Linked DNA regions of Homo sapiens: region 2 is linked to region 1. Evidence: chromatin loops called from intact Hi-C (ENCODE). Cell type or tissue: pancreas. All regions are shown on one strand.

Region 1 (8,000 bases):
TTGATTCATTCCTTTGTTGATGAACATTTGGGTTGTTTCCAGCTTTTGGCTATTCTAAATAGGGTTGCTATGGACATTCATGTGCAAGTTTTCATGTGGACATGTGCTTTCATTTCTCTTGTGTAGGTAACTAGGAGACACACGCTTATGTTATATGGCAGATGTATGGCTACCTTTTAAATAAAATAACAATTTTCCAAAGTGGTTACTCCATTTCACATTCCCACCATCAGTGTATGAGAATTTCAGTTGCTCTGCCTCCTTGCCAACATTTGGTATGGCTAGTCTTTATTTTAGACATTTTAGTAGATATGTAGTGACATCTTATTATAATAATATATAGCTTTAGTTGTATATTTTGAAATAAAAATTAGTTATTTCTGAATTGAATGGACTTTTAAAAGATTATACTTGTGCCCATCATTATTTTTTGCTCCTGTGTCTTTCCTTGGGGCTCATTTTCCTTTTTGCTGTAATATATCCTTTAGTAATCCTCCTAATGAGGTTCTGTGGATGGTAAATTCCCTTAGCCTTGATGTGTCTTTATTTTGCTCTATCTTGAATGATAGTTTGGCTGGTACTAAGCACTCTGAAGATAATATCTTCTGGTCTTTATTGTTATTGATGAGAAGTCTGCTGTCAGTCATTGCCGTTCTTTTGTAGATTATCTGTTTTTTTCTTTCTGGTAGTTTTAAAGAATATCTATTTTTTCACATTCTGCAGTTTTATTCTGTGTTTAGTTGTGCGTTTATTTTTCTTTATATTGCTCAGAATTACCAACATTCTTCAGATATAAGAACTTTTCTTTGATTCTGCAAAGTTCTCAGTTATTTCTTCTTCAAATATTGCCTGTCTATTCCTTCCTTTTTTCTTCCAGAACTCCTACTAGACAGATTGTGTAGTTGCTTAACTGTTTTCAAAAATAATTATTTTATTTCTTTGTCTGTACTGCATTTTGGGTGAATTTCTCAGTACTACATTTCCTTTCACTAATTATGTATTTAACCATGTCCAGTTAAAAGTTTATTTGAGAAGAGAAAATGTATATCATATTCACTTTTTATAAACCCAGTCAAGCCTAGTTCAGTGCCCTTTATATAGAAATTCTATAATAAATATTTACTGGTTAAATACACACAGAAAACATCTTACTTTTTGTTTATAGATATATAACTTTATTAAAAACCAAATATCGGCCGGGCGAGGTGTCTCACACCTGTAATCCCAGCATTTTGGGAGGCCGAGGCGGGCGGATCACAAGGTCAGGAGATCGAGACCATCTTGGCTTACACGGTGAAACCCTGTCTCTACTAAAAATACAAAAAATTAGCCAGGCGTGGTGGCGGGCGCCTGTAGTCCCAGCTACTCACGAGGCTGAGGCAGGAGAATGGCGTGAACCCGGGAGGCGGAGCTTGCAGTGAGCCGAGATCGCGCCACTGCACTCCAGCCTGGGCGACAGAGCGAGACTCCGTCTCAAAAACAACAACAACAACAAAACAAATATCACATTTTCATATAACAAAAAGATACATATAAACAAATCTGCAACTTAAATTTTTAAGCAGCATATAGCAATATTCTGTCAATGCAAGCAGATTTAAAATTTTTATGCAAAGTTAGAATATTTTGTTGTGATTTGGCTTTAGGGGCATCTAGCCTTGTTCTTTCCTTGGGGAAATCTTTTGAGCTCTTCTAGCAGAACCCTTAGGAACATTCCAGCCAGCCCTAAATTTTGGATTGCTCTAGTATTTAATAATTTCCATTATTCATTTTATTATAATTTTATGGTGACGAGATTCTAGTCTAGTACAAGGTTAAGAATGTCTCTGTTTTGCTTTCAATGCTCTATTTGCTGGTGCTCAGCATTTTGTGTCATACAAAGCAGCACATAGAAAGATGGAGGCAGTCTGCTTTCTAAGCAAGCCACCCTCCTTTTATTATAGTTAAAAAAAAGAAACTCCCCCCTTCACTCATACCTAAAGGAGCTCTCCCTCAATTTCTTTCAGCTGTAATCAATCTGAGCTCAGGGTTTTCAAAGTACACAAGGAAAGATGCTAGAATCCTTTAAACATGTAAGGATGTTGGATCACTTGACACAACCAGTTAAACCAGTAAGATCCCATAAAATGGTTATAGCTGGTGGAGTCTAATGATCAGAAAGGGCCACAAGCTGATTTGTGTAACAGCTTCCCAAGATGTGCCCAACTCTCAACAATATTGTGTCTTCTCTGCAGAGAAATGGAATATTTATCAATTCTTTAATTGCAGCCTTGACTATTGGTGGGCAACAACTCTTCTCCTCTTCTACATTCAGCTGTCCTTGTCAGGTTGGAAAAAATTTCTATTATGGTTCTGCTTTTCTTGTCATTCCTGCCTTGATCCTTCTCGTTGCTGGCTTTGCTCTGAGAAGCCAAATGTGGACAATTACCGGTGAATACTGCTGCAGCTGTGCCCCTCCATACAGGAGAATCAGCCCCCTAGAGTGCAAGCTGGCTTGCCTTAGGTTCTTCAGCATCACTGGGAGGGCAGTTATTGCTCCTTTAACTTGGCTGGCGGTGACCCTGCTGACAGGCACGTATTATGAATGTGCAGCAAGTGAATTTGCATCTGTGGACCATTACCCAATGTTTGATAATGTCAGTGCCAGCAAACGAGAAGAGATCCTGGCTGGGTTTCCATGTTGCAGATCAGCTCCTTCTGACGTGATCCTAGTAAGAGATGAAATAGCTCTTCTGCACAGATACCAGTCACAGGTAAGTTTTTAGAATTTTTTTCCCTCTGCTATGTTATCCTATAGAACTACAGTCAATGGAAACATTTCAGATTCCTACTGCTTCTTATATTCTCTGATTATAGAACACAATACTAGATGCTGTTCATCAAAGTGAGTTCTACTGAGCAAATATATATAGTTAGGATGTTGGGCTTTGGAGTCAGCAGAACTGAGTTTTAGTCTTGCTTTGCCACTTATTAACCTGCAAAACCTTGAGTAAAATGGGGATATTCATGGCACCTACCACATGGGGCTGCTGTGGGGAATACATTACCAATATATCTGGAGTGTTTAATATGATTTCTAGAATCTATATTAAGAACAATAGATTTTAGATGTTATGAATATTATTATTGCTATATTAGTAAATCCCATTTTCTGTATATATATATTCTTAAATATGCATTCTTATATATTACTATCTCATCTAAAATTATAAGAAGCTTAATTATGATGAAAAATAACTCCAGTTATGATTCTAAATTTGGTGTCTATGGATAGGTTTATGTCAGAAAGTGAGGTGGGGTGGGAAGAAAGCCTGAACCCTACTACATTTATAGGTTGAATTTTAAAAGTGCTATTGTGCATTTTGTCAGTAGAAAGAGTGACACTGCTGTCATCAATTTCTCCAAGGGATCTGAGGAAAAAACACATTTTGAAATCATCATCATATAGTAAAAACATGGCTTTTTAAAACTACTTATTGCAAAGGCGTGCATATTTTTTGACTGGTAACCTTAGAGTTATTACATTTCAGAAATGCTAAAGTTATTTCGTTGGGAAAAGCTACTATCAAGACACAGAATATCAAGTTATTGCAATATGGCCCAGTTTTTAAAAAGTTAGAAATACCATTAGATATGCTCTGTCTTAACTTTTTTAATACTAGCCCTAATGCTCAGAGGAGCTATGTAAAAATATGTGAAAATTCAAAAAATCAATAGAAAAATTATAACTTAAAATAATTTTCTTGCTTAAGAAAAGCTAAAATGTAACACACATTGGTAAGATTTTCTTAAAGTCAAAACAAAATGTGTTATTAAACGCATACACAGATTTCTGTGAAAAGACAGTTTTACAGTTCTGAGTACCATTGCCAGTAGATTGTTTGGTTTTGTGACAACAAAGCTTACATTTATTGATGTACTTATCACATACTGTATAAATATTTCATATCTTAATTTAGTCCTGATAATATTGAGAGACTGATATTACTACCCCATTTTACAGATAAGTAAATCAAAGCTCAAAAAGTTTATGTAACTTGTATAATTCAGGGCTAATAAACTGGATCAAGATATCCCAAGATCATGCTATTTCCATTTCACTAGGCCATCTTCTGTGACTGTCTCAGTCACATTTCAAGAATATACATTATTTTTCAGTTAGATTTTTGTGAATTGACCACAAAATCACCTTGAATTCAAATCTTTTCTTTGCCCATGCCCTATTCTAAAATATCTTCCTCACATTAACTTCACTCCATGTCAATCTGCCTTCTAGATATATGCCAAAAATATCTTTCTAAGTGCAAATTGAATGATGAGATCCCTTCCCTACTGCATATAAAGCCCTTCAGTGATTTTCTACTAGCCTAAGAACAAACCCACTTTCTTGGCATAACATGCAAGGCTTCAACATCTGGCCCTTGACCACTTTTACATGACTCCTATGAGCATGTGAGTCCAAATGTGTTGAGGTTCTGCCAACTATTCATGCTATTTTCCTTTACCTTCTTAGAACTCTCTTTACCTTCTTGCATTTGATGAACTTCTTTTTAATAATTTAGGCTTTTGCATTATCTCCTCTGGGAAGTATTCCCTGATAATCCTTTCCCTTAAGTGAGTTCATTCCATTGTGCTTCCTCGGGTGCTCTGATTACTCATATCAAAAACTATCCCATTGTACCATATTTCTTGGATTGCTCATTTGTCTCCTTTTTTAGGCTTAAAAATTATAGAGAAAATGAATGCATCTTTAATTATTCACATCTGAGTTCCCCATAACCAAGCACATGTATTACACATGGGGGAAGGTCAACCTGGAGCTCAGTAAATGATTGTTTATAGGTTAATGGGCATCTGAGATGGCTTTTCCTCCGCCATGCTGGCCTCTGTTTAGTTAAATGGTAATAAATACCACTTTGTAGGTTTTAGCCTCCGTAGAGTACAACTATCCCACTGTGCACACACTGGAAACTTCAGGCCTGTTGGTAAATCACAAGATGCAGAAGAGGCCTTCACTACCCAAGCTGTGGCTGCATACTGCTAGCGTCCCTAAATATGTGGAACTTACCTCTCTCACTTTACATAAGAAGTGCAAAATATTGAAAACAGTAAAATGAAAAGAAAAAAAGGATTCTAAGAATAGAAAACAGCCATTTGATTCAATCTTTAAAAGCCGACACTAAATAGTCTCAAAAACTAGTTCATTTTCCTTTTAAAGTATGTTTCAAAGACACATAATGAGACTGGTCAGCAAATGATTATTTGAGGACAAGGGAAATGAAAAGGAAAACAATATGTTACTACATGGCACAGTGACTATGCTATTCATTTATTTTTAATCTTTTTTTTTTTTTTTTTTTGAGATGGAGTCTCTCTCTGTCACCTGAGCATTATTATGGCATGATCTGGGTTCAGCGCAACTTCTGCCTTCTGGGTTCAAGAAGTTCTCGTGCCTCAGCCTCCCGAGTAGCTAGAATTACAGGCATGTGCCACCATGCCCGACTAATTTTTGTATTTTTAGTAGAAATAGGGTTTCACCATGTTGGCCAGGCTATTCTCAAACTCCTGGCCTCAAGTGATCCGCCTGCCTGACCTCCCAAAGTACTGAGATTACAAGTATGAGCCACCACACCCAGCCAACTATGCTATTTATAATACATTTAGAAACATGAGTCTCTTCACTGACTTGCTTTTTAGCTGCAAAAGATAAGAGGAAAGTGCAATTCAGGAAAAAATATCAGTGAACACCTGTTGGTACATCATTGAAAATGCCTTAGAAGGTTACTATTATTATGTATCATATCATTTTCATCACCATCATTATCAAATACTTATTAAACACCCAAAGAATGCATAGGCCTATAACTGATAGTTGAGAAGTAAGGTTGAACTAAAAGCAAAGAAAGGTATGTATCATATGTAAGGTTAATTGGTGGGTTATAGCATCTGTCACTTCAAGGACAGTACTTAGAATCCATTCCAAGTTAACTGGTCAAATTTCTTTGTAACTCAAAAACGAAGTTGAAATGGCTGGGCCTATGCCCTCCATCAGACCTATTTCCAAATCATATCATTAGCACGTTGTTGATATACTAAAGATGGGAAAAGCAAATTTTATGTCCATATTTTAGTTCTTAGGTTTGTAGGAATCCCCCCTCCCATGGCTGTTGCTTGAATATTTGATGCATTGATACTTCCTGTTTTTCTTTTTAATAATGATGTGAAGATGCTGGGTTGGATTTTGATCACCTTGGCAACCATTGCTGCCTTAGTCTCCTGCTGTGTGGCAAAGTGCTGCTCTCCCCTCACCTCTCTGCAACATTGCTACTGGACCAGCCACCTCCAGAATGAGAGAGAACTCTTTGAACAAGCAGCAGAGCAGCACTCTCGGCTCCTCATGATGCATCGCATAAAGAAGCTATTTGGCTTCATTCCCGGGAGTGAAGACGTCAAACACATCCGCATTCCTTCTTGTCAGGACTGGAAAGATATTTCAGTACCCACTCTTTTATGCATGGGTGATGACTTGCAAGGTCACTATAGCTTCCTTGGAAATAGGGTGGATGAGGATAATGAGGAAGACAGATCAAGAGGTATTGAATTAAAACCTTGATTACAGCACCTTTCATGAGTCAGGTTGCTTAGCAGATACTTGGCTTTTATGGCTTTTATGATCAGGCCATTTCAATGTAATCTCTTCATCTTTTTCTTTCTCTCTGATATTTGTTTACGTAAGTCCATCTCAAATATTATTTCTAAAATCAATCTATTAGATAATTGTGCCAATCTCTCATTTTGAAATTTTGCCAATGGTCTGGTAATGCCTAGAGTGGAATGTGAAGTCACATGGAAATTTGCATCTTAGTTCTGTTACTTAGTAGCTGTGTGAAAATTAATATTTCTGAGTGCCATTTTGTCATCTGCACATTGTAGCTACCTCCTAGAGCTATTATGAGAATTAAACATGATAATACAAAGTGTTTAGCACAGTGTCTTTCATAAAAATAGATGCTAATGAATGTTACTTTCTCTCTTTCTCTTTTGCATTCCATGTCTTCTATTCACCATTTTCCCTGCCTCTATTTTCTGGTTTTATCAGTTTCTACCTTTATATAATGTCCAGAACTTTTCACAGCCTCCCCCTCTTTCTTCAGACCTAAATATCTGACCTTTTGGGAAGCAGGACAGAAACCTCTTTCTAATCCAGTAACATGTGAGGGAGAAGCCCATGCAGGAAGCTCTTGAGTTACTGTACTATAACCTGGGGACAATGATATATTATTTATCATTATTAGTATCATGTTATTTGTAGCACCTCCATACTAGGAGCATTTTTATGGCCACTACATATAAAGTTTCTTCTAGAAAGCTTCTCCACTGTGCTCTACTCCAGAGATACCATTTGTACCTTTTCATTACCAAATTGCACCTTTGCACTCAAAATCCATTTGTGAAACCAAAACTGCAGTCTGTACTTGTATATCCATTATCTGTAACTACAAAAGAGGATAATTCCTGCTTGGTGTTGCTCTGCCTGGCTTTACTAAATGCAGCCTACAGTATCTGGACAATTTTCTAATTTATCTAGATTATTTCTGTGATATATAGTGACTCGTGCCTGATTTTTGCTACGTTCACTGAAGCAACTTGCTCATTAGCAAAAATAAGTTGTCTGAGGGCATTCTGTCTATTTATTTCTTCAGTCAAAACAATGCTTACTGGACAGTGGACCAACTGCCAATAGTCAATCCAATTTTCAAGATTCACTTTCAAGGAGACCAAGGAACTTGACTATACTATCTAAAATGCAATCAATTACTTGGTAATCTACTTTTACACAATTATGGAAGGTTTTATTTTCTATAAAGTTCTGGGTCCTTGAACTTAATAGGAAGAAGCAGAAAATGAATTTTTAAGAAATCAAAATGTTTTCAGGTTTTGTTTTGTCCTTCAATAAGAGACTGCATATTGTAGCTCTTTGCTGGGACAGGAGAACTGTC
Region 2 (8,000 bases), 270 kb before region 1:
TGCACCCATTAACTCGTCATTTACACATTAGGTATATCTCCTAATGCTATCCCTCCCCCCTCCCCCCTCCCCCAACCTCATGATAGGCCCCGGTGTGTGATGTTCCCCACCCTGTGTCCAAGTGTTCTCATTGTTCAATTCCCACCTATGAGTGATAATATGCAGTGTTTGGTTTTCTGTCCTTGCAATAGTTTGCTCAGAATGATGATTTCCAGCTTCATCCATGTCACTACAAAGGACATGACCTCATCCTTTTTTATGGCTGCACAGTATTCCATGGTGTATATGTGCCACGTTTACTTAATCCAGTCTATCATTGATGGACATTTGGGTTGGTTCCAAGTCTTTGCTATTGTGAATAATGCCGCAATAAACATACATGTGCATGTGTCTTTATAGCAGCATGATTTATAATCCTTTGGGTATATACCCAGTAATGGGATGGCTGGGTCAAATGGTATTTCTAGTTCTAGATCCCTGAGGACTCGCCACACTGACTTCCACAATGGTTGAACTACTTTAGAGTCCCACCAACAGTGTAAAAGTGTTCCTATTTCTCCACATCGTCTCCAGCACCTGTTGTTTGCTGACTTTTTAATGATCGCCATTCTAACTGGTATGAGATGGTATCTCATTGTGGTTTTGATTTGCATTTCTCTGATGGCCAGTGATGATGAGCATTTTTTCATGTGTCTGTAGGCTGTATAAATGTCTTCTTTTGAGAAGTGACTGTTCATATCCCTCGCCCACTTTTTGATGGGGTTGTTTGATTTTTTCTTGTAAATTTGTTTAAGTTCTTTGTAGATTCTGGATACTAGCCCTTTGTCAGATGGGTAGATTGTAAAAATTTTCTCCCATTCTGTAGGTTGCCTATTCACTCTGATGGTAGTTTCTTTTGCTGTGTAGAAGTTCTTTAGTTTAATTAGATCCCATTTGTCAGTTTTGGCTTTTGTTGCCATTGCTTTTGGTGTTTTAGTCATGAAATCCTTGCCCATGCCTATGTCCTGAATGGTATTGCCTAGGTTTTCTTCTAGGGTTTTTGTGGTTTTAGGTCTAACATTTAAGTCTTTAATCCATCTTGAATTAATTTTTGTATGCGGTGTAAGGAAGGGATCCAATTTCAGCTTTCTACATATGGCTAGCCAGTTTTCCCAACACCAGTTATTCAATAGGGAATCCTTTTCCCATTTCTTGTTTTTCTCAGCTTTGTCAAAGATCAGATGGTTGTAGATGTGTGGTATTATTTCTGAGGGCTCTGTTCTGTTCCATTGGTCTATATCTCTGTTTTGGTACCAGTACCATGCTGTTTTGGTTACTGTAGCCTTGTAGTATAGTTTGAAGTCAGGTAGTGTGATGCCTCCAGCTTTGTTCTTTTTGCTTAGGATTGTCTTGGCAATGCGGGCTCTTTTTTGGTTCCATATGAACTTTAGAGGAGTTTTATCCAATTCTGTGAAGAAAGTCATTGGTAGCTTGATGGGGATAGCATTGAATCTATAAATTACCTTGGGCAGTATGGCCATTTTCAGGATATTGATTCTTTCTATCCATGAGCATGGAATGTTCTTCCATTTGTTTGTGTCCTCTTTTATTTCGTTGAGCAGTGGTTTGTAGTTCTCCTTGAAGAGGTCCTTCACATCCCTTGTAAGCTGGATTCCTAGGTATTTTATTCTCTTTGAAGCAATTGTGAATGGAAGGTGAACTCACTTTCTTAAAATGTGTAACCATCATTGATGTTAACTTGATACACAATTTTCTTCTCTCTTCCCTCTTTCCCCTATCCACAAGCATATTAATATAATATTTGTAAGGAAAGTACCCAATTATTTTCTTTCTTTTCAGAGGAGAAGCAGTTATTGATGATCCCCAAATTCAGTATTTTCTCAACTCTATCAGACTGAATGCCATCTTTTTATAACAGATATCTTCTAAAAGAGTCTTTACTTTCCTTAAATGAAATTTATAGATAATATAACCTGCCTACACAGGTAAATAGAAAAACATCAATATAATCACATCATAAAAGAGAAATAAAAGTAATTTATAATATTGTCTATTTTGATATGTAAGGACATTAACATTGCCTACACTGTAAGAAATAGCAAAGTGATTAGAAAGTTATACTTGTTGATATAATCACCATGGATGGAGACTGATATGGGTATGTTTTACCTGTGATTCAAATACCATGGTGATGAGGTTTTCTGAAATGGTGACCCAATCTTTGTTAAGTTCTATAAAAGAAAAAGGAAAAGCTCCCCTTGGTACATGTTACTGTATTTCTTCCATTATAGGAAATACATTTCACATTTCTTAAATCAGGATGTGTCTTACAAGCACTGTCAGCCATGTGTCAGTCATTGCATCATTACCATCATCACTGCCTGAGCATGTGTGTATCCGGTTATTGTTACCAATTTCTGGACAAACTAAAGATCATCTGAAGAAAGAATATGTGCTGTTTGTTGCCTTAAAACTTTCCATTAATCTCTTTGAAAGACTCAAAAAAGTACTGACATCAAAACTTACAATAATTTATGCCTGGCTTGAATTAAAACTCTTCTAGACAGAAGAGTTGAGCACTGTTCTAGGAAATATTGCATCATCAAAACACTTGATAGCAGAGAGGATAGTATTGCTTGGAAAAAAATATGGATATTGACACCTCTGAGCCAAACTTTCAGTAAATTTTGTGAATATGAAGTTTTATGAATACCTTAACAATTTATTTTGCTTTTCCCTTTCCTTTCATTTATTTCCAAGTATGATATTTTATTTCTGTCTAAAGCCTAAAAGAGTTCTTTTTAAAAACATAAAATAATTATGTATAAGAATGCATCATGTCATAGTTTAATTGGCAGTGTTTTTTCTCCTTGTCTTCCTTTCTTGGTGATACTTAAATAATACTTTGTTTTACAATTGATGTCTCAAATTAGATGAAATACCATAATTTCCTTCCTGGAAAGTTTATTGCACATTAAATCAGTGTAAACATGTTTAGTGTTTATATGTAAAATGTTAAATTCGAGGCTCAGATAAATATAAATAGGTTTTCCCTCTGGGAAGGAGAGCATTTTTTGTTGAGGGAGACTTCCCTTGGATAGTATGATATCTAGCATCCATGACACCACCTAATAAAAGTAGCAACTCTCATTTTTTGTAATTACTAAAATTCACATCTACAAACTTCCAAGACATCCTTAAGGAAGGTGCAGCTCCTGCTGAGATTGTCACTTTTAAATACTGCTAGGCATGTCATTCCTATTGATGCTCACTAGAGGGAGCAACTGGTCTTTAAGAAAGTGATGTATCTAGTCTCTGATGGAAGAACTATGGGATGGTCTTTCACTATAAATTAAATACTTTTTTATTTAAATTGAATCACAAACTTTTATTCCCACTAAGCTGTAATTGTTACAATGTATTTTTCTCAGACAAGTTTAGGTTTATTATGATGGCTCCAATACTCAAATTGTTTACGTATCTCATAGGAGCCTGCCTACAAAGTCCCTACGCAGTCATGAATCTGATTTCAAGTTACAGCTCTCCTACTCACTAGCTGTTTGACTGGAGCTAGTCATCTTTCTGAGCCACAATTTCCTCATAGGTAAAATGGAGATTATAATACATATTTCACAAGCCTATTATGAAAATGAAATAAGATATATATAAAGTGTACTATAAGCTTTCAATGAATAGAAGATGGTAATATTATTTGTATTATGCTAAAACTTAGGCATATTAAAGTTAGACTATTGTGCAAGGTATAATCTGGCACTAAATTTTCAATTTCCTGTACACAGCTAACTATATAGAATTTCAGAGAAGAATATAATCCCTGTGGATTAGAGTGGTCAGTGGAAGAAATGAGCCTTGACTTATATTCTGCTATGGGTGAGCATTGAATAGCTTGAGAAAGAAGTGGGGCGTGAGGACATAGTAACCATACTTGTCCACTGCTCCAGCTATTTCAACATGCATTCAAGACCTGCACTGTCCAATACTATAGGCACTAGCCATATGTGTCTATTTTGATTTAAATTAATTAAAATGAAGTAAAGTAAAAAATTCAGTTCATCAGTCACACTAATTACATTTCAAGTACTTATTAGCAACATCTGACTAGTGGCTGCTATATTGGATCTCATGCAACATTTCATCATGGCAAGAAGTTTGTTGGACAACATTATTCTAGACATACAGCATCTTCAAGTGGTGGAAAAAGGTGTAGTTGCTGGAACTAAAATGCCATACCACAGAGGTAGCAGGCACACATTTTATAAGAGTCTTAAGGGAAAAAAACACCTTTTGAAATTCATACTAGCAGCATTTTTGAGCAAAAATTTTGTGTGTTTATAATTGGGAGTATATAAGTAGAAGTACTTATCCACTGGCTCACATAACATAAAAAGGATAATCCAAATATTATGTTGCTTCACTATAAAACTTACATATTTAAAATAAGTTACAAAAATCTGAGCCATTACCCTTCAGAGAGAGGAATGAAGCTAAATGGGTCAAATTCAGGAAGTGTTAGTTGAAAAATATGTGTAATTAAATTAGTTATTTAAATAACCAATAAAATGTGTACTTGGTGGGACAAACCCCTACTGTATTTTTAGTAAGGTAAAATGGTAAGGTATAATAATTTAAAAGAAAATTTAAAAATAATGTACATGAAACAATGAAAATACTTGCATAGATTTTTTAAAGTCACTATGAATCATAGTGATTTGTTTGTTACTATACCAAAAATTCACAGTCAAGCCATTTAATAAACATGACTGTTATATGTGAAAGCATCTCAATATCCTAAGATTAAGCAATTTCATGCAAAGGAAATATTTCTGTGTATTTTTTAGGTAGTATTTAGATCTGCAGCTAAAACCCTTTAAACATTTTGTTAGTTGCCATTCATTTAAAACTCCAGAGCTCATGTATCATACAAAAATATCAGAAATTTCTTTTTTAAATGGAAATATAGTCCTAGGGTCAAAGAACCTTTTCAGAACAACTAGACCTTCATGATAAAAAAAATAAAAATAATAAAAAGTAAAGAAAACCAGCCCTCTTGTTTTAAAACAAAATTCATCAAGGTCATTTACTACTTTCCACATACAAATTGATTCAATATGAAAAGTTCATATTATGGTATCCAGCTTAATACTTTGGTTGTCATAACACTTCATCCATTAGCTGAGAACTCTGCCTTGTGAGTTCTTTGGCTCTGAGACTATATTATAACTTCACTGGGTTTGTAAGCAAGCCATTCTATGCACATCTGTTTTAAAAATGTGACAGGTTGATTTGAAAAATACCATATTTCATTCATCATCATAAATAGAAATATTTATATTTATTGAATATTTACTACATAATAGATACTGTGTTAAATGCTTTTCATATATTATTTAATTGCCTCACCCCTCCATTACATAGGTAGTATTCACCCTGTTGTGAAGATTAAGAAATCCCAGAGATATCAGGTGACTTGCCTAAAGTTACATGACTAATAAGTAATGGAGTATGGATATAAACCCAGTTTATTGGCTTCAAAGCTCTTTGTACTATGCCATGTTGCTTTTCTGATTTCTTGAAATCTTTGACAGTAACCGGGGAACTCAAGGGTTACTGCCACCTATTTTCTAATAACTTCGTTTTCTTGGATCTGTATCATTAGTGCCTAGCACCTAGAAGATTCTTAGGCAGTGTTGGCTGCATTGATTGAATGATTCCACACTGATGGCTAGCTTAAACAGCCATGGAAACTTTAATTATAATATATTAATCTAAACAGGACATATGGTTTTTAGGAGTTAAGTGCCCTCAGGGGAAGCATTTACTAAATGTGGGGCACATTTTAAAAGTAATATCTCCTGCTACTGCTGATATTTCTAAATTAACAGTATTTCTAGATTCTCAGACTTGGGGTTCAGAGATTTCACTTGCTGATTAATTAATTCAAGGATATAAGAGCTCTAGCAAATAAATATTTTATTAATTTGTACTGTTCTACACTCAGGAGCAATTATTGAAAATCAAGGTTTGTTATCAGGAAATACATGAAGTCTTATTTGGAAATAATTCCTTAAAACTCATCCTGAGAAGAGACAATCTGCATCCTTCCCACTTAGTATATCATCTACCCATTTGTGGTCTCTCATAATTGGAAATATTTCCCTAATTCCAAAAGCAGAAAGGAATCCTCTTAACTGCTAACTTCTCTCCCAAAGGGAGAAACTTTTTCCAGCCAACCTCAGTGAAATTGTTGATTGAATGCTGATCCTAGAACTGCATTATGAATGCAAAAAAGTAAACAAAGCACCCATTCTAAGTTTGCTCAATTTTCTGGCCACCACTGTGCTCTGCAATGTCATCTGTAGCACAGAAGATTGGAGGCGTAGACTTGAGACCAGACCACTTCGTCTGTTCTTTCCAAACTCTCTAAATTCAAAACATTTGTTGAGGTTTATGCAGGACACAAGAGTTGTGGGATGGCATACAAAAATCTGAAAGTCATGGACTTTGTTCATTAGGGACCACAGTGTTGTGGAGAAGATAGACACAGAAACACATAATTATAATACCAGATGAAACAAACAATTATAATACCAGATGATACCAATAATTATAATACTAGGAGAGTGTTGTTCCAGCAAGAGAGATGTGGACAAAGGGCTTTGGGTGCACAGAATAGGAAATTTGTATTCCTATATTGATAAGAGAGCTTGGTAAGAATTCAGAGGTGATAATTTTGAGATGAGTCCTAATAAGAAAAATAAAATTATAATAAGAGAGAGGGGGTGAAAATTCCAGGTTGACTAAAATACCCTGAACAAAGACTCAAATACAAGTAGAAGTCCAGCCAGCTTGAGGAAATGACTGAAAGATAGGGAGATTAGTTGGGGGTGATGGTTAGGTAAAATGGAATCTGATAGTTAAAGGCTTTTTATTATACATTATTATATGTTTATGATATATTAAATATAATTATATATATACATATTTGTTAATCCTATGGGTATTAGAGGATATTGGAGGCTTTTAAACAGGGGATTGACATGGACAGTGTCAGAAAATAATATTAATTGCCATATGGAAAATGATGTGAAGGTTATATGATTAAAGGCTGGGATATCAGTTGTGAAGTATTATAAAAATGCAGGCAAGGGTAGATGAGGATATCTTTAGGAATGTAGTAACTGACAACAGAATATGTCAGATAAATTGTAGAACCAATTGAAAAACTAGATATGAAAGTAGACAAGAAGTTAAGGAAGACTGATTTGTTTAGTTTGGGTAACAAGGATGGGTGGAAATGTGATTGAGTTATGGAATACAGGAAGAAGATCGGGTTGTAGTGGGAGGAGAGATCAACAGTTCAGCTACAGACAAGGAGAGTTTCATGTGACTCTAGGGAGATGTTGGGTATTTGTAGATCAGATAGATTTGGGTATTTGTAGAGCAGGAGAAGAGTGGGGTTTACAGTTAGACTTGGAAATCTTGAGTGTTTAGGTGATAGTTGACATCATCAGAGTGGACGAGAACACCAGGAAGACAAGTAGAGGAAGAAGAAAGGAAGGCCAAAAATAGAGCTCTGAGGAACACTGACGTGAAAGAAACAGATGAGGTGGCACAAGTAGAGGAAACTGAGAAATAGCCATTAGAGGTAGGGAAAGAACCAGAAGAGTGTTGTTTCAGTATGCAAGGGAAGAATGGACTTCAGGAAGCTAAGGTTCAAGGGATGCAGCCATATTGAGTGAGATGAAGACTGGGAAGAAAAGTTTCCGAATTGGGCGGCAGCTATACAGCATGGGTGTCTTTAGTGAGAGCAATTTCAGAAAAGTAGCAAGACAGAAAAATTGCAGAGTTGAAAAAATGAATGATAAATGAACATATAGATAGTGTGTGAGGCCAGTTCTTTCATAATTGTCAGTATAGAAAAGGGGAAAGACTGGATGACAAGTTCAAGGAGATGCAGGGTTGAGGGAAGAATGTTTGTA

What was found. Peaks named below come from ENCODE experiments on the same cell type or tissue, not always from the same donor. Only the 100,000 strongest peaks of a DNase experiment are listed, where the experiment ranks them.
Region 2: a loop joins it to region 1, with 4 times the contacts of the local background. A loop is called at or near these places in 57 of 110 quality-filtered maps.

Annotation. Positions count from the first base shown.
Region 1 is chr6:116,551,599-116,559,598 of GRCh38, forward strand. It overlaps CALHM4 (calcium homeostasis modulator family member 4), which reads left to right and starts at 2,153. Exons shown (of 2, transcript NM_001366078.2): 1 at 2,153-2,753; 2 at 6,227-8,000. The coding sequence starts at 2,196. The coding sequence ends at 6,613. In pancreas, no CTCF peak of the experiment used is centred here; no DNase peak of the experiment used is centred here; H3K27me3 peaks cover 1,119 bases.
Region 2 is chr6:116,284,603-116,292,602 of GRCh38, forward strand. It overlaps a transcript of DSE not described here. Among named protein-coding and RNA genes, the nearest start is that of TSPYL1, 8.7 kb to the left of the region's middle. In pancreas, a CTCF peak has its summit at 3,272 (motif pointing right); no DNase peak of the experiment used is centred here.